Regions from separate parts of the Homo sapiens genome. Here region 2 is linked to region 1. A link is a loop called in an ENCODE intact Hi-C map of the cell type or tissue named here. Cell type or tissue: endothelial cell of umbilical vein. All regions are shown on one strand. Links, peaks and the distances in the headings refer to the core of each region. The heading gives the core; the rest is flanking DNA.

Region 1 (10,219 bases), core at 1,228-9,227:
CCCCCAGGGACTTCTGAGTTGGTGGCTGTGGCCCTATGCAGGTGCCTTTCTGGCTCAGGAATGAGACCATGGGGTGATTCCAGGATCCAAGAGAAAAGCATAAAGGATGGCCTGGCCAGGTCTCAGGAGGTGCGGAGGGATGGGGCAGGACCAGGCCAGATGCAGAACTGGGGGCAGGATAGGGGAAACTGAGGCAGATGCCCCATCCTGTGCACTAGATCTGAGTGCACTGGGAGAGACTGGAACTCAGTCCCTGCTTCCAGTCCAGGGGATCCCTCTCCCAAACACCACACTGCTCCAGCCTGGCAGCCCTGCCATCTGGATGGGAAGAGAGAGGACCAGGATAGGAAAGGCGGAGGGTGGGGGGCTGGGGTCTGTAGTGTGTTCCAGACCTCTGCTGTCTAATAGAAATGTAGCACAGGCCACAGAGGCATGCCACGTGTCATTTTACATTTTCTAGTAACACATTACAAAAGTAGACAGAGATGGGTGAAGTGAGTTTTAACTACATATTTTACTGAACCTCGTATGTCCACAATATTATTTCAACCTGTTATCAATATAAAAATTAAATAAGATATTTTACATTCCTTTTTTAGGGGGTACAATGTCTTCAAAAACTGTTGTGTATCCTACACTTACAGCACACCTCAGTTTGGACTTGCCACATGTCATGTGCTCAGTAGCCACATGCGCCAGTGGCTGCTGCATGGGACAAGGCAGCCCTGGGCCCTGGGTCCCACCCACCAGGAATGAGGCACTGGGAGGGGCTGAGTCTGCAGAGGGGCCTCCAGGGTACCAGCTGATTGAGGTTGAAGTTGGGGAGAAGGCAACCACATGGGCGATGGAAGGCCTTTTTCCTCTGCTTTCTCTTTTGTCAGTTCACTCACTCACTCACTCAACAGACTTTTAATGAACACTTACTATGTGCAGGGCGCTATGCTAGGTGCTAGTGCATTGGCGTGGAGTAGTAGTTCTTATTAGGATACTATTCCTCTCTCATAGATGAGAAAGCTTAGGCTCAGAGAAGTTCTGACTTTCTGGAGGTCACGTAGCTGGTAACCCTCTGAGCTCTTTCTCCTGCTCCATGTTGCATAGATAACTGAGATATAAGTAAAGCCTCCAAGAGGGAGGAGGTTGGGGATGAGGTAAGATCTACAGAGGGATGTCCCCAAGGAAACTCATGTCTCTAGGTCTCTACACCTCCTTAGAGACCTGGTTCCTCCCCCTCCCACTCAGTTTTCTCTCCGCTTGAGCTTTGATGCTCCCCGGGGGCCTCAGAACCAAGACTTCCTAAGGAACTTGAATTTAGACCATCTTCTTCCTAGATGACAGTCCAGCAACCCTGCAGGAGGTGGAGTGACTGGTTACACTGCTGACCTGGCAGCTCTGGAGGCTGGACTCGGAGCAGCCCAGGTGTCCCCAACTGGAAGGCCCATCCCCACCAAGGCAGCAGAAGAATGGGAGCAGAAACAGGAGTACTTGAAAGAGTGGATTCAAGTCCTGACTCTTTTTCTTCCCAGTTGAGGAAGAACCTTGGGGAAGAGGCTTTGACCCTCTGGGGTCAGTTCTGTCTCCATTACATGGGCGGAGTAACCTACCTCCCAGGATGAGGGCCCTGAAAGCAAGTGGTCCATTAAGGAAAGGTCAAATAGGGCTTGGAAAGGGACTGTTTTTCAAGAATGACAAACTCGTGTGAGTTTCGCTTAGAAACCCTGACTCGGCTGCCTCCAGCAGGTGGGGGCCTGGCAAGGGTTCCTCATGCGTGAAAGCTCTGGAACGTTTCTGGGGTCTAGGGTCTGGGTTTAAGTCTGGCCTGCAGGTGGGAGGGTCTCTGTGCCTTCCTTTCCTTCATCCTATTGTTTACTAAGCACCAAGTACCGACTGGGTGCCCAGTGAGTTAAATAGCTCTTCTTTCCAGATGAGGAAACTGAGGCACAGAGAAGTCTGGTGACTTGCCTGAGGTCAACCAGCCAGAAAGTGGCAGAGCTGGGTTTTAAACCTCGGTCTCCTCGTCCAAAGCCATTGCCTCTGGCCTCTGCCCAGCACTTGGAGATGCCAATGGGCTGTTCACCAGGAGTCACTCATGGCAACTGCCTCACAGATGGCCTGGGTCCCTCACAGGCAGGGGTCAGCTGTGCATCATGCATTGGGACACGCAGGAGCAGGGAGGCTGCCGGGCCGGGGAGGCTGCAGGGCCAGGCGCGGCCGGATTCACAGGTTGAAGACTGTTCCTCTGGGCTTCCGGACTCCGTGCCTTCCCCCACAGCCCCTTCCCGGGCCGCCTCCCTTCCTGGCCCGGTGCTGGGGGTGACTAGCGGGTGGGGTGGCATCCGGGCTGGGGCTAGAACTGTGAAGAGGGTGTCTGGGTAGAGACTGATGGCCTGTCAGTTGGCTGCCAGCACATCCTCAAATTCTTTGTCTCTGTGTGGAGTGGGGACTGTGGAGGGGGCAGGGGTTGGGCACAGCAGAGGAGGAGGATGCCGGGGTGGGGGCAGGAGAGGGGCATGGCGGGTTGCGGGAGGCCTCCGTGGTCTGCTGGTGCTTACGCTTGTCGGCGGTGTGTGTCTTCGGGAAGTCAGGTCCTTGCCCCCTGCTTTGGGGCCAGAGACAGGAGTTCAGATCCTAGCTCTGCTCCCCACTTGCTGGGGGTGGGGGGGTCCCAGGCCTGTATCGTTCCTGTTTCCAGTCCTAGGCCTCTGTTTCTTCATCCATGCAATGGGTCTATCCAGCTCTGACCTGCTGTGATCTCTGTAAATCTGAGCTGATTAGAACATTTGGCCCTGAAATTCCAGAGGCCTTTAGGCTTCCCTGATGGAGGGAGCATGGGGCTGAGTCTTGGTGCTGTCAGGGAGGCACTGAGGGGGCTGGGGGTGGGGTCAGAGAGGTGGGGAAGGTGAACCCTCCCCACTGCAAGGCCTGGCAGTAGGGCAAAACCAGGCTGCTTATCTCCCCAGCCTGGGCACCCTGGATGACTGTGCTGGGGACATGGGGCTGATGGAGGGGTCGCCAGGGAGGAGGCGGAGAAGACAGAGATGTCATCTGTCCTGAAAGACACAGCCCTTCAGGGCTTCCTGCCCTCTCTGCAGTTCTTGCCAGGTCACCTGGGCCCCAAAGACCCCACAGTTCTGTTCACCAGCCCCCTTCAGTCCTTGTCACCTGGCTACTGCTAGGCAGCCACACTCAGCTCCATGATCTCACCAGCAGCCAAGTAGCTGAACACACAGTCACAGCGCCCCCGCCCCCACACACACACATAGGCACAAAGCCTGTGGCACAGTCACACATGGGCTTGTAGAGTTATAGGTGCCCCCGCGTGCACAGCCCTCCTGGGAGCCAGCACGGGAGATCACGCATGCGTGCCCACCCCAGCGTGTGGGTGAGCCCAGGGCTGTGCCCAGCCCAGCTCTTAGAGAACCACTCTGAGGCCTCCCTAGACAGAGTCGCAGGAGCCGTCCTAGAGGGGTGGGGGTGGTGATGGGATGAGAAGCTCTCTGTGGGCCTCTGATCCCCTCCTTTAATAAAAGGAGCTAGAAGGCCCCCTCCTCAGCACCCCACCCCCCAGCCTCAGCACCCAAAGCATCCATTATTCCACCCGATGCCCCCTCTAGTTCTGCGGGGTGAGTGCGCTGAGCACATCTTACAGAGGGCAAACTGAGGCTGGGGAGGAGAAGGGGGGTTGCCCAAGGGCAGAGCTGGTGAGGTCAGAAGCAGAATTGCAAGCCGGGGCGGTGGGCCCCCAAACCTGTGTTCTCTCAGGCCGCCCACCCCCATCTGCCGGGCTGGGGTGTGGACCCCGAAGCGTGCCCCGGGCCCCCTCCACCCCAGCACCCAAGGGCCTCCCGGACACAAAGCCACCTGGCGGCGCTCGAGGGGGCGCGCGTGGGAGCGCGCACGGTGGCCCGCGCCTCCGGCCAAGATGTTCCCTCTCCGCGTGATTGACAGGCTCGAGTGCCGAGAAACAAAATTGTTTATGCGCTAATGAATAAGGCCCTGATTGCAAGATCCTGTTTGGAAAATTATAGTGCGGCGGCGGCGGCGGCGGCCGCGGCGGCCCAATTACAGCCCGCGCTGCATATTCATTTCGTCTCTCCTTTGCATCGAGATGAACGGGCGCCCCGCGCCCTGCAAAGGCAACGCCAAATTTAGTCCCAGGTTCCGCACTCCTCCGCGCCATTGTCTGCCCCGGACCACCTGCCTCCTGCCGGCCTGATTGCCCGGGAGGGCGCGAGCAGGGAGGCCAAGAAAGTTCTCCCTACCCCTCCTCCTGGCAACCCCTTCCCTCGGTTCTCTCCGCTCCCTCCTCCGACTCCCCGTCTCTGTCTCCCTTCCCCTCCCGGTGTCTCTTTCTCCCTCTGTTCTCTCTCTACTTATTCTGTGCCCCGCACTTCCTCTCCTCGCTCTAGGCCTCTATCTGGGTGCATCACCGGTCTAGAATGTCAGTCGCTGTCCCTCCCCCTCCAGCTTCACATTCCCTGCGTTCCTGGGTCCCTGGGTACAGCAGGGGCAGTAACGGGGACCGTCTGCTCCTTGGAGGTCACAGAGGTATGAGGCGGGTCTCAAGACCCCTGCCTTGGCTGTGAGCATGGGGTGGCTTGGCTCGTCCCCGCAACCAAGCTGCTGGGGAGAGAGGCCCCTCCCTGCCCGCTGCCTCTGCCGCCTCCCGCATGCCACCAGATCCACTTATCCTGCGGCTCAGGCCCCTTGGCTGCCCAGGCTGCGCCCTCACACCTCCCTGCCCTGCACATGCTGTTCTCTTGCTGGCACGCCCGTCCTGTCTTCCCAGACGCATCCCAAGTACAGCTCAGAGCAGCCTTCCCCTGTCCCCACCACCGCAGGCAACAGGACAGCTCCCTCCCAGAGCACGCTGGTGTCCAGGCATGTCCTGCAGGTACAGCAGCAGGCAGGGTACACTGGCGTCCTTCTCCCGGGCCTGACCAGCCTGGGGGCTGCCGGTGAGTCACCAGGAAGCTCTGGTGTCCAGCTCAAGGCTGATCAAACGGACACCTCCACTGTGATATGGGGGTATAGTCTCCCTGTCCTTGTTGTATGGTGATGGTGGGCAGGAGGGGAGAGGAGGCTGGGAGGGAGGGACTGGGGCTTTGCAGCACCTGGACGCCACAGACCAGGACTGGCCCTGGTTCCAGACAGTGACAAGGACAACTAACTGGTCCTTGTCACTGGGTCATTGACTTAACTGACAAGTACCTGAGGCCCAGTCTGGCTGGAGGCTCATGGTGGGGGTGATGGTGGCGAGGGCTCTTCAGAGGATGGCCGTGCTCCTCCCCGTCCTGCCTGGGGCCCCACTGAGTAACCAGGCATCTGCACCCCTTCCTGGGATGGAAATTGGGGTATTCAGACGTGAGCAAAAATGGACAACCACATATACCAACTGGCCTAGACAACCCCCAACCCTGCCGCCAGAGACACACAAAGTAATAGACTCCCACAGTCACATACACACAAACATAGACACGCAGCCTCTCCTTGAAAGACCCACGCAGCCTGAGACACAAAGGCAGGCTGGCCCCTGGGCGTGTGTGGGGCAGCACTGCCCTCTGGCGGCTGTCTTGGCAATCTCTCTGTCAGGCTCTGGCTAGCTTCCTAGAACCACAGCTGAGCCACGATGCGGGTGCCCAGGCCCAGACCCAGAGAACTGGGACTCCCAGGGATGGGATTTCAGGGAGGAAAAGGAATTTGTGTTCCTAGGGTCGAGGGTCTTTTGAGTTCCAGTTCCCTACCCCAATCTGCATGTAATGCAGAACATGTGAGCAGAACTTGCTCACAGAAGGACCAGTCCAGGGATGGTGAGGGGGCGGAGCTCCTTATCATGGGAGGAGTACGAGTTGGGCTGGGACCACTTGCAGATTGGTGGTCTTTAGTGGCAGAGTGGACAACTTCATAGGTCATCACCAGCTTGAAGAGCTCTGGGAGGTATGTCTAGTCTTCTCCTACTTCACCCCAGCCCAGCCACTCTCCTGTTTGGTTTGTTTGTCAGTCATCAAACTCTGACAGCATCTCAGCACCTCAAACAGCAGGGGAGATCCTGGGTGGCGGGAGATGAGGCTGTGGAGGGTGGCCAGGCCACCCCTTGGAGGTCTTCGAGGCCAGTATTAGGTGTGTGGGCTTTATTCTGGGGGACAGGGATCTGGAGACAGGCCCAGACAGGGAAGCGACTTGGTCAGATGGGCATGTGAGCACCAGCTAAGGAGAAGCTTAAGGAGCACCAGCTAAGAAGCGACTTGGTCAGATGGGCATGTGAGCACCAGCTAAGGAGGCAGGAGGGCCAGACGGGAGGGATGTGGTGGCCTGGACCAGGACAGGGGCAGGAGTGAGGTGGCAAGAACGACGCAGATCCCAGAGCTATTAAGGAGATGGACTCGCCAGGCTTTGGTGAGGAATTGGCCATGGTGGGCATGGAGCCGGAAGATGAAGTTACCTTGGGGCATATCAGTGCTGACAAAGGGGCCTGGGGGAGAGATGATGAGTCTGATGTGGCTCTGAGAGCCTGAGAGCCTGAGAGCCAAGGGGATGTCTGGAGAGGATGTCTGGAGAGGTATCAGCCTAGAGCCTGAGAGCCAAGGGGATGTCTGGAGAGGTATCCAGGAGGCAGTTGAAATCAGGCCTGGAGATATTCACTTGGGAGTTGGAAGGTTACTGACAGGTGGTTGAAGGCAGTGCACAGCTGAGGCCACCCAGGAAAGGTCCTTGGAAGCCCTAAGCACCAAAGATATGGTGTTCACCTCACCCCCATGAGTCAAAAAGGAGTCTAAATTAAATTATAAAATGTAACACTTACATGCCTTACAAAACTCTTGGACTGGCACGGTGGCTCACACCTGTAATCCCAGCATTTTGGGAGGCCAAGATGGGCAGATTACCTGAGGTCAAGAGTTCGAGACCAGCCTGGCCAACATGGTGAAACCCCGTCTGTACTAAAAATACAAAAAGTTAGCCGAGCATAGTGGCGCATGCCTGTAATTCTAGCTACTCGGGGGGCTGAGGCAGGAGAATTGCTTGAACCTGGGAGGGAGAGGTTGCAGTGAGCCGAGATCACACCACTACACTCCAGCCTGAGCAACAGAGTGAGACTCCATCTCAAAAAACAAAAATAAAAATAAAAACAAAAAACGTTTGCAATCATCACATCCATGGGTTCACAGAAACACATTTTCCTCCTCATCTTCCTTGTTTGATGCTCCTGGTCTGATGGTGCCCTGAGGTGTCTACCTGCTTGCCGGCTAGGTGGCCCAGCTCCAAATCCAGGCAAAAACAAGAGGCTCAGGGGGCACCAACAGGCTGGGACCGAGGGGAACAAGATGCCCACAAAAGAGAGAAGGAACACCCAGGAAGACTGGAGGAAACCCAGGAGAGTGTGGCATCACTGGGGCCAAGGAAGGAGGGGGTTCCAAGAAAGAGGACATGATTAGTCATGTAGAAAACAAGAGGAGGCACGGAGATGAGGACTGAAGAGGGGGCCCGGATATGGCTGTGGGGCTGCCAGGCAGGCTCAGTAAAGCAAAGCTGGTCACCTCTCCACGTATCTCTGCTCAAGGGGGCCAGCCTTTGGTGGGGACACTCGGGTGCCCTTTGCCCTTGAGGATCCTCCGGACCTACAAACAAGGAGGGAGTAAGACCCTGGGGTAGGGTTGAGGCGAGCTGACCTCAGAAGGAGAAAAGGAGACCAAATATTTCAGTGGACTCAAGGCAGGGGGCGCCTCTGGGTGGCAGTCCCTCCTCTGACCACAAGGGGGCAGCATAAAAGCAGGTCCTGCGTGGGCTCAGGCTTCTGTAAGGAGTCGGCTTCCAGATGCTGTTTTCATCTGTGATGCGTCCTTGGGCTCTCTGGGCCTCAGTTTCTTTCTCCGCAAAATGGGGCAGTTGGACATCATATTCTCTTGGACCCTGTTGGGATCCCCTTCATTCTGCATCCCCTTACCGCCTTCCCAGCTCAATGTGACACCCCCCATCTGACCACAATAAGTGTGTTAAGTGAGTAAGGTCAATGGCACAGGTATAGCATGTGGTGAGAACACAGAATGCTAGCCCGAGGAGGCCTACAGGCGTGTGCAAGGTTAGCTGAGTGAGGACAGACCATCCCATGAGCTTGGGTTAAACCTGCCTGCAGCGACCGTCTGTGAAGGTGGCCTCTGCTTCCTCTTACGGGGAGTACTGGGGTGGGGGTGGGGCTGCCTCTGCCTCTTCTGTCTGCCCCCAGGGCAGAGCTCTGGCTCTTTGTGCAGGCTCCTTGTCCTGCCACTGTTTGCCCTCTCTGGGACATGTCAGCACCTGTGCCCTCTTTGGGCCTCAGGGCTCATCGAGACAAGGAGGGAAAGAGCATGAGAGTCTCCTCAGCACTGCTGGTCCTCAGGTCTCTGAGGCAGCCCCACCCTATCCTGGGATGCCTCCCAGTGCTGCCCTGTGGGTCTGCAGTCCTTTGGTGCCAGTTGGTGGGAGGGGCAATGTGAGGGTCACGACAGTTGATTCCTGGCTCTGGGCCGCCATCAGATCTTCAGAGGGGCTGGTGTGCTGGTGGCTGCTGGTGGCCTCAGCTGGGGACAAGGAGTCAGGGTTGGAGCCTCATTCCATGTCTGACAAAGTGTGGCTTTAGTTGATCACTGCTGGTGGGTGGCAGGGAAGCTGAAGCCAGGGCAGGAGCAAGAGGTGGCCTGGGGAGACAGTACCTCTGTGGAGGGCCCCTTCCCCTCAGAAGCTGGGCCAGCCCAGGGCAGCCGAGGACAGTGACACAGGAGAACACCCACGGGCCAGTTGTCCGGTGCCAGCTCCCCGGCTGTGTGATCTTGGGCAAGTGGGCAACCCTCTCTGAGCTATGGTAGGGAGACCTATCCAGAATTCAGGAAAGCATGTTATAGGCCCAGGGCAGTCCTGGTATTGGGGCAAAGAAGGGCAGGCAACCCTGGGTCACCGACTTGTCCTAGGGGTCCAGTCCCCGGGATTTGGCCTCTTGGAGCCCACTGGGTGGGTGTCTAGGGGAAACTGAAGATGGATCTGACTCAGTTGGGTCCTGGTACCAGCATTTTGGCTTGGGAGTGGGAAAGGGTAATAAAGGACTCTACAGTCACAAGAGCTTGGCCGCTGCCTGGACAGGCAGCCTATGCAAGTCCCCTCCTATCTCTGAGCTGCCATTTCTTTATCTTTCTGAGTTCCACCTGGGGCAGGACCTTCAGCTTCCCAAGTCTCACCAGACCATCGCCTCCCGGGTGCCAGGCTGAGTTGGCTCTCAGGCCCTCTCTTTCCCAGGCGGGCCTCGGGTGGTGCCAGGTGCCGCAGGAGCTTCCGGTTGGTGCAGGGAGCTGGCTGGCGTGGGCTGTCTGAGGGCAACTGTCTCGGTGCTTAGCTGAGGCCTCATCGAGTGGCACCTGTGGCCCGGGCCAGCTGGGATGGGAAAGGGTGGTCTGGCCTCCACCTGCTCAGCTCACTTGCCCTCTAGCCACTCTCACTTGAGCCTCAGCCTCCTGTATCTGCTGCTGCTGCTGGAGCCCAAGGGGCTGGGGCCATGGCTGGGTGCCCCAAAGACAGGAGAGAAGGAGGTGCTGGGGCTTTGCGCCCTGGAGGGGACAGCTAGAGACTCATCAGGCAGGAAGTATCTCCTCTTCTTGATTCTGATCCTTCACCCACCTATGTCAGCCTCACACCTGTACCTGTACACCTGTGGGGCAGCCTTCCCCACCTGTGGTTTTCCCCACTTCTGGAGCCCTAGAAGAATATGTAGAGCAGGCTTGGGGTGTGGCCCCATGGAGCACCCCCAAACTGCCTCTGGTCCCCAGGCTCCGGCTTGTGCTGTCCCTTCCCGCTGTCTGGATTTTGGCCTGTCTGTGGGACCTTGAGGAGCCTGGAGCCTGGAGCTGCCAGCTCGTCTGGGCCCTCCAGGCTCCAGGATCTCTGGAGGCCATGGGTGGGGCTGGTGCTGGCCTTGTTGGTGTTGCTCCTGCTGGAGTAGTGGTGCCCTCTGGCATCTGTGCCTTCCACGGCAGGTCACTGGTGCCATTTGCCATGTGCAGTGGGTGCTGGAGTCTAAGCTCGTGGAAAACTTCCAAGGCCTGGGCTATGGTCCTCATGGCCGTGCGGCCTGCCTTGACACACACAGAAGGGACACATGCACTAGTGTGCGTTCAGGGGACACGTGAACACACCCCTCATATTCAGACAGGTGTAAACAGCTCAGCCACACAAGTGCTGAGCTCCAGCAGACTCACGC
Region 2 (10,219 bases), core at 1,472-9,471, 100 kb before region 1:
TTGTCAATGGGTTATCTATTAATCCCCATTTTACGGTTGAGGGAACTAAGGCTCATAGAGTTTGTGACTTGCCTTCGGCCCCCCAACCAGTGTGTAACAGGGTCAGGTTATCAATATAGGCCACCTGGCTCCAACCCCGGAATCCTTAACCACTGTGCTGTGCAACTCCTGCAGGATGCTGCTTCCTGTGTCACTGTAGGCTTGTAGACTCCAGCTTCCAAGATGAATCTAACCTCGTCAACACTCAGCTCCCCACAATCTGGCTCCTGTCTACTTCCCTAGCCTCATCTCCCTTTGTTGCCCCAGCAAACACTAACTGGGCCGCCACTCTTTATCCTGGTCCAACTCCTTTCTGCTCTTGCCTGTCTGTACTTACTCATCCTTCAGGACTTATCTGAAACGTCACCTCCTCTAGGAAGCCTTCCTGATCCACCACCCATAAGCCAGGTTAAGTGACCCTCCTCCTTGCTTCTATAGCACCCTTTGTAGCACCTGTCACACTGCACTGAGTTGCTGGCTTTCTTCTCTCTTAAGAGACTGTGGGCTCCTCAAGGGCAGGGACAAGGACAGCTTCCTCTATTTCCTGGGCCTAGTGTGGAACCTGGTATGGAGTAAATGCTTCACAAATGTCTGCTGACCTGAACTTACTTAGCGAATGTCAGAGCTTCCTGGAAGGGGACTTCCAGTAACTATAATTGTTCACATTTGCAATATGCTTTGAGGTATGCAATATTGCTTTGCCATATACTTTGAAGCTTTGATTTGTCCCCTGCCTTCATAAAGAATTTGATGTGGTACCTAGTAGAATAACAAACAGAAAATTCAGAGAGCCCGTGCCACAATGACGGCTAATGTTTATTGATTGACTACTGTGTGCCAGGCATATTTCTGAGTCCTGTCACATGGATCATTTGCGTAATTTTCACAACCATAGGAGTTGAACTCGGTTATCCTCACTTAACAGATGAGGAAACTGAGGCTGATGAGTGACTGAAGAACTTTTCCAGGATTACCCAAGTAATAAAGGGAAGTGACAAGGTTGACATTAAGGCCATCTGGCCCCGGAGTTTTGTGCTTCTCAAATCCCTTTCACACTGATTATCTTATTGACTCCTCTGAGATTGATATTGTTCCCAGATATTGATATTAAGAAAAATGTGTTTCAGATAAGTGACTTTTCCAAGTTCAGCGTGCCAGGAAGTGGCTGGGCTGGGTTGGTGGTCTATCTTACGCCCAGGCTCGCTCCGTCACTTCCACATCGCTGATTCACACGCGCATTTTGCAAACAAGGACACTGAGGCCAGGAGAGGTAAATTGCCGGCCTAGGGTCATACAGTTTGTACCCCATTCTGTGCTCTTTCCTCAAACAGGAAATACCTAGGAAGCTGATGGGGTGAGGGTAGGTCCTAGGCTTGGAAGGGGGGTGCTGCCGTGTCTCTTCCCATTGTCCCTTTCTCATTTGTCACAATCTGAATGTTTAAATTTCGTATTTAGTATTTACTCTGAAATGGCTTTCATCTGATTTCCCCCTTGCTCACCAATTTAGCTGTCAAAGTAAATAAATGTGAAGCTGGGTCTCCAGCCTCCCCCAGCTCACATTACCTTCCTAGAATTACTCCCCGGCAGGGTCGAACCATTGCTGGGGGCCTCCCACAGAATTATCCAGTTACTAATGAAGCCTCTTTCAAACTGAACCCTTGGGCCTAGACTCAAATGGGGGAAGATGGCAAAATTCACCCCAGAGGACCAGATGACCACATCCTGTTTAGTGACCGGGAGAAGAACTGCAAAGTGAGAAGATGCCATTATTCATGTAGGGTGCTTAATACAGCTTCAGGGTTGTATAAATGAATAAATCTACAACACTTTAAAAAATATTAGTTCTTTTTTTTTTTTTTTTTTTTTTTTTTTGAGATCGAGTGTCACTCTGTTGCCAGGCTGGAGTGCAGTGGTGCAATCTCGGCTCACTGCAGCCTCTGCCTCCCAGGTTCAAGCAATTCTCCTGCCTCAGCCCTCAGCCTCCCGACTAGCTGGGACTATAGCCACCTGCCACCACACCCGGCTAATTTTTGTATTTTTAGGAGAGACTGAGTTTCACTATGTTGGCCAGGATGGGCTTGATCTCCTGACCTTGTGATCCACCCACCTTGGCCTCCCAAAGTGCTGGGATTACAGGCATAAGCCACTGCACCCAGCCAAAATATTAGTTTTTAATGTATAGTTAGTTGTCACTTCAATTCTGAGAGGTCAGTATCATTATTCCCCGTTTTGCAGGTGAGGAACTGAGGCTCAGAGAAGCTAAGTGACTCAAAGTGACCCACAGTTTGTCATAGGAAGAAATCAAGTATCCTAATGGAAGGTACTATGTTTGCTAATCCTAATTTTGCCAAGGTCACTCCTATCTGGACTCTTTTTCCTGATGGAAAAAGATGGAGTCAGGAGTCATTGGAAGAGAGATTTCTTTTCCAAAGTAATTTCACTTCTGTCCTCTTTGAAGTTAGGCAAGTTCTGGGCTCGAATAATGGTTCTGCATCTTCCTTAGGTAAGTTATTCAGGAGAAGATTTGATTTTTTTTGGTTGATTCATCCCCTGCCTTCATAAAGAATTTGATGTAGTACCTAGTAGAATCACAACCACAAGATTCAGCCGGTCCATTGCCATAATGATGGCTGTTTATCATTTGCTTACTGTGTGCCTGGCATATTTCTGAGCCCTATTACATGGATCATTTGCGTAATTTTCACAACCATAGGAGTTGAACTCGGTTATCCCCACTTTACAGATGAGGAAACTGAGGCTGATGAGTGGCTGAAGAACTTGTCCAGGGTTACCCAAGTAATAAAGTAATAAAGGGAATAGAAAACAGATGCCAAGGTTGGCATCAAGGCCATCTGGCCCTAGAGTCTTTGTGCTTCACTACTGACTTTACTGCCTCTTACTCCAGTTTTTATTATCTGAGCACTTAATCAGAATTCAGGAGCAGAATTGCATAGTAGGTAAGAGTTTGGGTTCTAAAATCTGAGTGCCAGAGCTTCAGATGGGACTCCTGTAAGCTTGTTTCCTCAACTATAAAAGAAAGATAATAATATAACCTTTTTGTAGGGTAGTTGCAAGGATTAAAGAGGATAATGCGTGTAAACAACAAAGGGCTTAGCACATAAATGCTCAATAAATAGTTATTATTGTTATCACTCTAGGAGCACATGCTTCACATTCCCCCTCATTAGAGTGCAGCAGCTTGTTTGTCCAGCCTCTGAACCTTTGTGGTCCTCTCTCTACCTGAAATACTTTCTTCTTCTCCCTGAACCCATCCAAATTTCACCTGCCCTTTAGTTTTAGCTCAAGCCTCTTCCATGGCTCATGTCTAAGAAGTTTTGCAAAGCCAGTACGATCTTCATGGTCTTCTTTCCTGGGGCCCTTCTGCACTCACAAATCTGGCATATGTGCAGCATTCTATAACGTTTATTAACCTTTCAATTCCCCCAGCCACCCAAAGGGGAGGAAGAGAAGGAGGTAAAGCAGGTCCTATTGTTATTCCCATTTTGCCGATGAGAAAACAGGCTGAGCCTATAAGTGGTGAGGCTGGGAGTCACATCCAGGTCTTTTAACAGATAATGTGGAGTGTGTGTGTATGTGTGTGTGTGTGTGTGTGTGCACATGTGTGTGTGCAGAAAGTAAACATGGTCATGTCTGCAGCCTAGAAATCAAGAGTATGAGCTCTAATGTGAGATGAATGTGGTTTTAAGTCCTTGGTTCTGGCAATTAGCCATGTGCACCATTTTGGATATATCACATGAACTCTCTGAACCTCAGTCTCTTGATCAGTAAAACAAGCACGCTGAGAGATGCTACCTCACGGGATTATTGTGAAAAGAAAATGAGATCACGATTGTAAAATGCCTCGTATCATGCCTGGCACAGATTAGTAGCTGTAATAACTGGGAATAATCCCAGTAGTAGCTGAAATTATTATGTGCAAAGGAGATATTTGAGAGGGAGGGGTTGTTCTTCTGTATTCATGTTTGAGAATGCATGTGTATGTGTGTACACATGTGTACCTATGCATACACCTCACCCGCTTTCACATTGCAACTTGTTCTCTTCGTATAAAAGATTAGGGTTCAAAGAGAAACTCTTTTCACTCTGAATTTCTGTGTCTGAGAGCAATGAATGACTGGGATGCAGAGGGCGGGAAATGCCATTAGCTGAGGCTGGGGCTATTTTTGTGTACCTTGATGCCAGTAAAGGAACAGATATTTGTATCTTTGGGGAATATGGGTGTGGATCTTTAGTATCGTGTTGGTGTGCAGGCATCCTCTACTACCTGCGCCTGTCAGAACCTGCCTGTGTGTGTGCAAACTGAGACTATAACTATTGGGAATCTATGGCTGCAGAAGTGTGTGTGATGTGTCTGCCTATAAATGCCTATCAATAGTTGTCTCACCATCTGTAAGGATGTAAGTACATATTTGAGGGTGCCTGAGTAGAGGACATAAGGTTATACATGGGTTTGGAGCTCTGTGAAAATCTGTGCCCTCTTGAGTATGGCTGTGTGTACAAATGGAAGAACAATTGTGTGTGGGGGGGTGTTTACATCTGTAAATGAGGGCAATTATGGAGGTGATGACATGTGTGATGTGGTGAGGGTAGGCTGTCATGGTGTCTGTAGGGCTGGATCTATGTCTGAGTGTGCTTATTTGTTTTTAGATGATGTATGTTTACATGTGTCTCTTTAGGCTCAGTTTGTGTGTGGAGAAGGGGGCTGAGACTCTAAGTGTCCACTTGTGTATGCTGCAGGGCGTTAGTGTGTGTAAGGCTCCATCTTTGGGTTTGAAGGTTCTGTGTCTGTGTGTCTGGGGGCAGTGTCTTCTGTCTAAATGCCTGGGCCTTCCTGCCTTCCCTACCATTCTCATTGTCAGTAGAACCCTAGAGAAGAAGGGATGGGCATTGGACTGTGTGGTTAAGCAAATCCTGAAGGGAAGGGGAATGTGCCAAGCAATCCCTTCCAAGAGAATTCAGGGAAACTACCCTCCCGTTTCACCTCAGTCCCTGGGAGCTGGTGCACTGTCTGGTTCTTATAGAGCAGAGGTATCTGTGCAGGTGTGTGAGAGTAAGTGTGGTGCCTCGTGCCCGTGTAAATGATGTGAACAGGTAATCACTTACATTAGTGTGTACACAAATGTACCAGGCATGGGATTGCATCAACACAGTGTAATAACGTGTGACCTCCTACGGAATCTATCTCCGCAGATGGTATGGCCATGGGTCCCTCCTGTACCTGTGAGTGGGGCAGTGTCTGAGGAAGATGGGTGCCCCTTGAGGGAGGAGCGGTAGTGAGAGCTGGGTGGATGTGTGCCCGCCGGTGCCTTTGTGTACTGGCGTGTCTCCGAGTCTCTCTGTCGGCAGCTCTGAGTTTCTGTGTGTCTCTGTGTCTGTGTGTGTGTCTCTCTCTCTGGGTCTCTGCCTCGTCGTGTGTGTCTTGCTCTCCCTTGGCGGGGAGGGGATTGGTCACGCATGACTCATCTTGAACCGAGCGGGGCTCCAGCGGCAGGGCGGCCGCCGTTGCAGCTGGAGGGGGAGGAGGACAAGGAGGAGGGAGAGGAGGAGGAGGACTACCAAGAGGGGGAGGAGGAGAAGAAGGAGGGGGCGGGGGCCTCTCCAAGTTTGTCGGGACCTTCTTCCGAGGCAGCGGCGGCAGCAGCCAGGGAGGCCGGGGCTGCGCGCGGGCCGGGGGCGGGGGCTGAGGCCGGGCCCGGGGCGGCGGGGCCGGCGCCTCGGCTCTCCTCCTGCTCCTGCAGCAGCCTCTGCTCCCACTGCGGCTGTGGTCCCCCTCGGCGCAGCTCTCCGCGCTGCGCGCCCGCTGAGCCCGAGGTTCCCCGGCCCATGTACTGGAAGCATGAGAACGCCGCCCCGGCGTTGCCCGAGGGCTGCCGGCTGCCGGCCGAGGGCGGCCCCGCCACCGACCAGGTGAGCCGGCGAACGACTGGGTGAGCGGCCCGGGCCGGGGTCGGGCAGGGTCCGGGACCCAGCCGGGCCGAGCAGGGTGGCGGGCGGTTGCAGGAAGGAGGGGTACGAGGGTGCGCCTGTGAGTGTGTGCTTGTGAGTGTGGGAGCGCGCGCGCGAGCGGGGGGGGGGGGTCGCGGAAAGCGGGAACACATTATGCAAATGTTGGAGGAATTTCTCAAAAAGCGATTTAGTAAAGACACAGGCGAATCAAGAGGAGGCGAGGCCGGTATTGTCCGTCTGAATAGGCGCTGATAGCGCCGATGCGCCGGGGGTTGTGCCGGCGCAGCGCTGAGAATCCCGACGCGGGGCCGGTACCCGGCGCGCCGAGGGGCTGGAGGGTGCTTTTTCCTCCCCTTGAGCGCCTCTCTTTTCTCTTTTTGGTCCCGTTTCGCCCCGATCTCGCTCTCTTTTTGCTCCGGGTTTCCCTCCGACTGGCCCTCGAAAGGCGCCTGAATCCGTGTCAATATAGCTGCTTCAATTTCGCCGCGCGTGTCAGGCGGGCGGGCGGGCGGGTGCTCACCGCGCTCGGGGTTTTCTTTTCTTCAACCACCCTCCGCCCCTCACCCATCTCTTTTTTATTTTCTTTCTTTCTCTCTTTTCTCCTTTTTGCATTTTGTGCCGAGAGGAGAAGGGAGCGAGGAAGGGGAGTGGGGTGGGGGGGCGGGTGGAGAGAGAAAAAATTCGATTTTTAATTACTACCATTAAAAAATCAAATTTGCAATTCTTTGGGCGGCCTGATGGATCTCACTGATTGACAGTTGGAATTGACACTCTGGCTACCTCTTATCTTGGGCATTCACGACAATTTCTAATTGCAGGTAGTTTGTGTGTGTGTGCGCGTGTTTTTCTTCCCCCCTCAGAGGCTTGGATTGCAAGGGAACTAAGCGATTACTTCAAGAGCCACGGGTTAAGTGCAGGGAGAGGGGGAGAGAGAGGGAAAAAATCCAATCCAAATTCAAATTGCTTCATTAGAGAGACACCGCTTTTGTGGGGAAGGGCTTTAAATGCCCACTACAAAGTTAGGACTCATTGTTCGGCGCCGGTTTATATAACAGGCGCGGGGAGGCGCTGGGCTCAGGCTGTGCGGAGCCAGTTCAGCAGCCGCCGCCGCCTGCGTTCCCTCCCCCCCTCCCCCAGGTGATGGCCCAGCCAGGGTCCGGCTGCAAAGCGACCACCCGCTGTCTTGAAGGGACCGCGCCGCCCGCCATGGTGAGTCCGTTTGGCCCTGCCTGCGGTGCCCAGTCCTCCAGCGGCCCGGCCCTGGGGACCTGGCCAGGTTTTCCGGCCACGAACTGCTGCTCACGCTCTGGGGGACTCCCGGCGGGCGCCGCCCCTCTCTGAGCCTCGGTTTTCCGGCAGGGAATGTTGGCTTTAACCGCTCCCAGCACCCAGAATGCGCGTGTTAAAAGTTGGGGCCGTCCCTTCCTCTCCAATAGGCCCTTCCATCCCTGTCCTTCAGTCTACGGCGCATTGTCCTGGGGAGATTTCGTTGTCAATTGGTGCTCGGGGGCCCCAGATTTGTCTCCAAGGCAGCCCCAACTCTGGGTGCCCGGATCAGCGCTCCTCTCCTTCTCTCCCCCGCCGCAGGCTCAGTCTGACGCCGAGGCCCTGGCAGGAGCTCTGGACAAGGACGAGGGTCAGGCCTCCCCATGTACGCCCAGCACGCCATCTGTCTGCTCACCGCCCTCTGCCGCCTCCTCCGTGCCGTCTGCAGGCAAGAACATCTGCTCCAGCTGCGGCCTCGAGATCCTGGACCGATATCTGCTCAAGGTGAGACAGGGGTAGGTGTTGCGTGCGTGTTGTCGGGGCGTGGGACGCAGCGCAGGAGACTGCAGGGAAGCACCGCAGGTCCTCTTACTTCCAAATCCTGGCTCCACTGCTGCCCGACTGCGAAGCTTTGGGCAAGACTTAGGGTCTGCCTGAGCCCCCGGGTTCCGTCTGAAAAATAAGAAGAGTTTATTTCCATTTCCCTGAGTCTCAGTATTACGGGAGAAAAATAGGGGAATCGCATGCACCTTCTGAGCTTCAGCGCCTCTGACTGTAAATGAGACCGGGAAGGCTGGGGCCCGGAGTGAAAGAGGCCCGCGCTGAGCCGACCTCCGTCCCCGCCCCGTCCCCAGGTCAACAACCTCATCTGGCACGTGCGGTGCCTCGAGTGCTCCGTGTGTCGCACGTCGCTGAGGCAGCAGAACAGCTGCTACATCAAGAACAAGGAGATCTTCTGCAAGATGGACTACTTCAGGTAGGCTGCGGCCGCCGAGCCAGCAGTGTCGCCGAGGGCAGGCCCCGGGCGCATTCGGAGGCCACTTTTGCGGCGTGTGGTCTCTCCTCCAGAACCCCGGCGTCCCGAGTGCACTTCCGGCGCGCAGCGCTGGTCCAACCTGCCGGCGCTCAGCGGCGCGAACCCAGAGCTCCAGGCAGCGCGCCAGTGCCTGCACAGGTTTGCGCCCCGGATCTGCCTTCGGTCCTCGCGGTCCATTGGGTTTCGGTATCGTCTCTGGCTCTGTCTCGGGTCCTGCCTAAGTCTCAGGCTTCAGTTCTGACCTCGAGCGCCTCGGTGGAGCTCTGAGGTCCCCATTTCTGGCCCGGACCCACTCGGATCCCAGCCGTCGTCCGGCTGCATTTCCAGTGCGTTCGGGCTTCGAGTTCCAACCCTACTCGGACGTCATTCATGGTGGGGTCTCTCGCGGGCTGGACGCTGAGCTGGGCTTCGGACTCTTGCCCTGGCTCTGACCCTCGCTCCGCTCTGGGTTCGAGTCTGGTCCAGCCCAAAGCACCAGCGCCGCAACCGTCTCAGATCCGATCCCATACCCAAGCGCCTCGTCCTGAACCCCAACCTCTGTCTCCGGCTCCATCTCAACTCATTCCCCGGCGTCACTGGAGTGTCGCATTCTGAGCCTGGGGTCATGCGCAGGCCCCCAGCGCCTGTTCCAGTCCCAGCTTCGCTGTTGTTTTGGCCCGACTTTGGCCTCTCCAGGGTCTAGGCCTTGCCTTTAGGCCGCCAGGATGGGAAGTGGGAGAACTGGGCACCCGGAGCCCTGAGTGGGATTACCCCGGGCTGCGCTCTCCCTACTGCAGGCCGCGTCCAGCAGCCGAGAGCAGCCAGGCGCATCCTCCTGTCCTGCCGCGTCTTGGCCACTCGCCTGGGCCTCGCTTCTAGCCATGAAGCCCGGACCTGACCTGATTATGGGGTCGAGGTCACTGCAGGGTCATGGCCTTGTCTGCTGATCCCAGTGGGAGGCATCAACTGGCCTGAGGCTTGGACCACCAGGCCTATAGGATCAGAGGAGAATGGTGGAGAATCACTTCCTGAGAGGGATGCTTGTTCCCAAGTGCTTTCTCAAAAAGTGGAGAAAGCTGCTTCCCTATAACTACCCTCCAACCCACAGACATCTTTCCTATCCTTGCACAGGAAGACGTCATGGCTTCAGTCTTCCTGGCCAGACCCCTGCCCTAGAAAGAGCCTCTGGGAGTCAGGGAATATGGTGGAAGGCGATCTCCTCCTGTGCACTGGCATTGAGCCTCCAGCGATCTGGAAAGAGAAGATCTTGAGTCTAGGGGGAGGTTGGCAGCATTTGGGGCAAGGGTACTCTGAAAACCATGAGAAGCATGGTTAAAGAGACGGACTCTTCCTTTATGGGATGGATGTAGAAGAGTGTGCAGCTGGGGTGGGGTGGGGGCAGCTCAACCAAGTGGCCTAGGACTCAGTGTGCAAGGAGTGCCTGTGTGTCTGTATTGTCTGGGATCTGTGCAGTAGTGCTGGGGAAAGCATCACTGGGCAGGGTTGGGGGTATGTAGATAGCATGTGTGTTCCTTTATGGACCAACGTTTGTCTTTTAGTTCATGTGTGGGTGTCAAGAGTGGGTGTCTGTATGTGAATGTTGAGACTGTGTGTGTGCATGTGTGTGTGCGTGCACGTGCACGCAAAGTGGTGAGGACAGGATTACATCTGGACTAGGATCTGGAGGTGAGAGGGTGAGGTGAGGGGATTCTGAAATCCCATCATTCCACTCCCACCCTCTCCTCTGAGGGGGCATTCCTGCTTAAGGGCCTCCACCCAGGCACTGAGGGATGAAGGGGGTGATAAGAACGTATTTGTGAATCTGGACGGCTGTGTGTGTGTGTGTGTGTAGTCAGACAGGGGTTAATGGTGTGTAACCAGAGTGTGATGTCTCCTCTCACTGTCCCATCTGAGTATTGGTTTGGCCAGGAC

Evidence for each region. Hi-C counts contacts between places; a loop is a spot of excess contacts. Peaks named below come from ENCODE experiments on the same cell type or tissue, not always from the same donor. Only the 100,000 strongest peaks of a DNase experiment are listed, where the experiment ranks them.
Region 2: a loop joins it to region 1, with 7 times the contacts of the local background. A loop is called at or near these places in 11 of 110 quality-filtered maps.

What each region holds. Positions count from the first base shown.
Region 1 is chr9:122,120,682-122,130,900 of GRCh38, reverse strand. No RefSeq gene overlaps it. Among named protein-coding and RNA genes, the nearest start is that of MIR4478, 5.6 kb to the right of the region's middle. RefSeq lists enhancers at 2,693-3,458, 3,459-4,225, 4,226-4,991, 4,992-5,758. In endothelial cell of umbilical vein, for the core only: CTCF peaks have their summits at 5,572 (motif pointing left) and 7,725 (motif pointing right); DNase peaks (open chromatin) are centred at 5,540 and 7,740.
Region 2 is chr9:122,224,405-122,234,623 of GRCh38, reverse strand. It overlaps LHX6 (LIM homeobox 6), which reads left to right and starts at 5,667. Exons shown (of 10, transcript NM_014368.5): 1 at 5,667-5,967; 2 at 7,144-7,215; 3 at 7,594-7,776; 4 at 8,127-8,248. The coding sequence starts at 5,884. RefSeq lists an enhancer at 7,435-7,940. In endothelial cell of umbilical vein, for the core only: no CTCF peak of the experiment used is centred there; no DNase peak of the experiment used is centred there; H3K4me3 peaks cover 1,984 bases; H3K27me3 peaks cover 3,768 bases.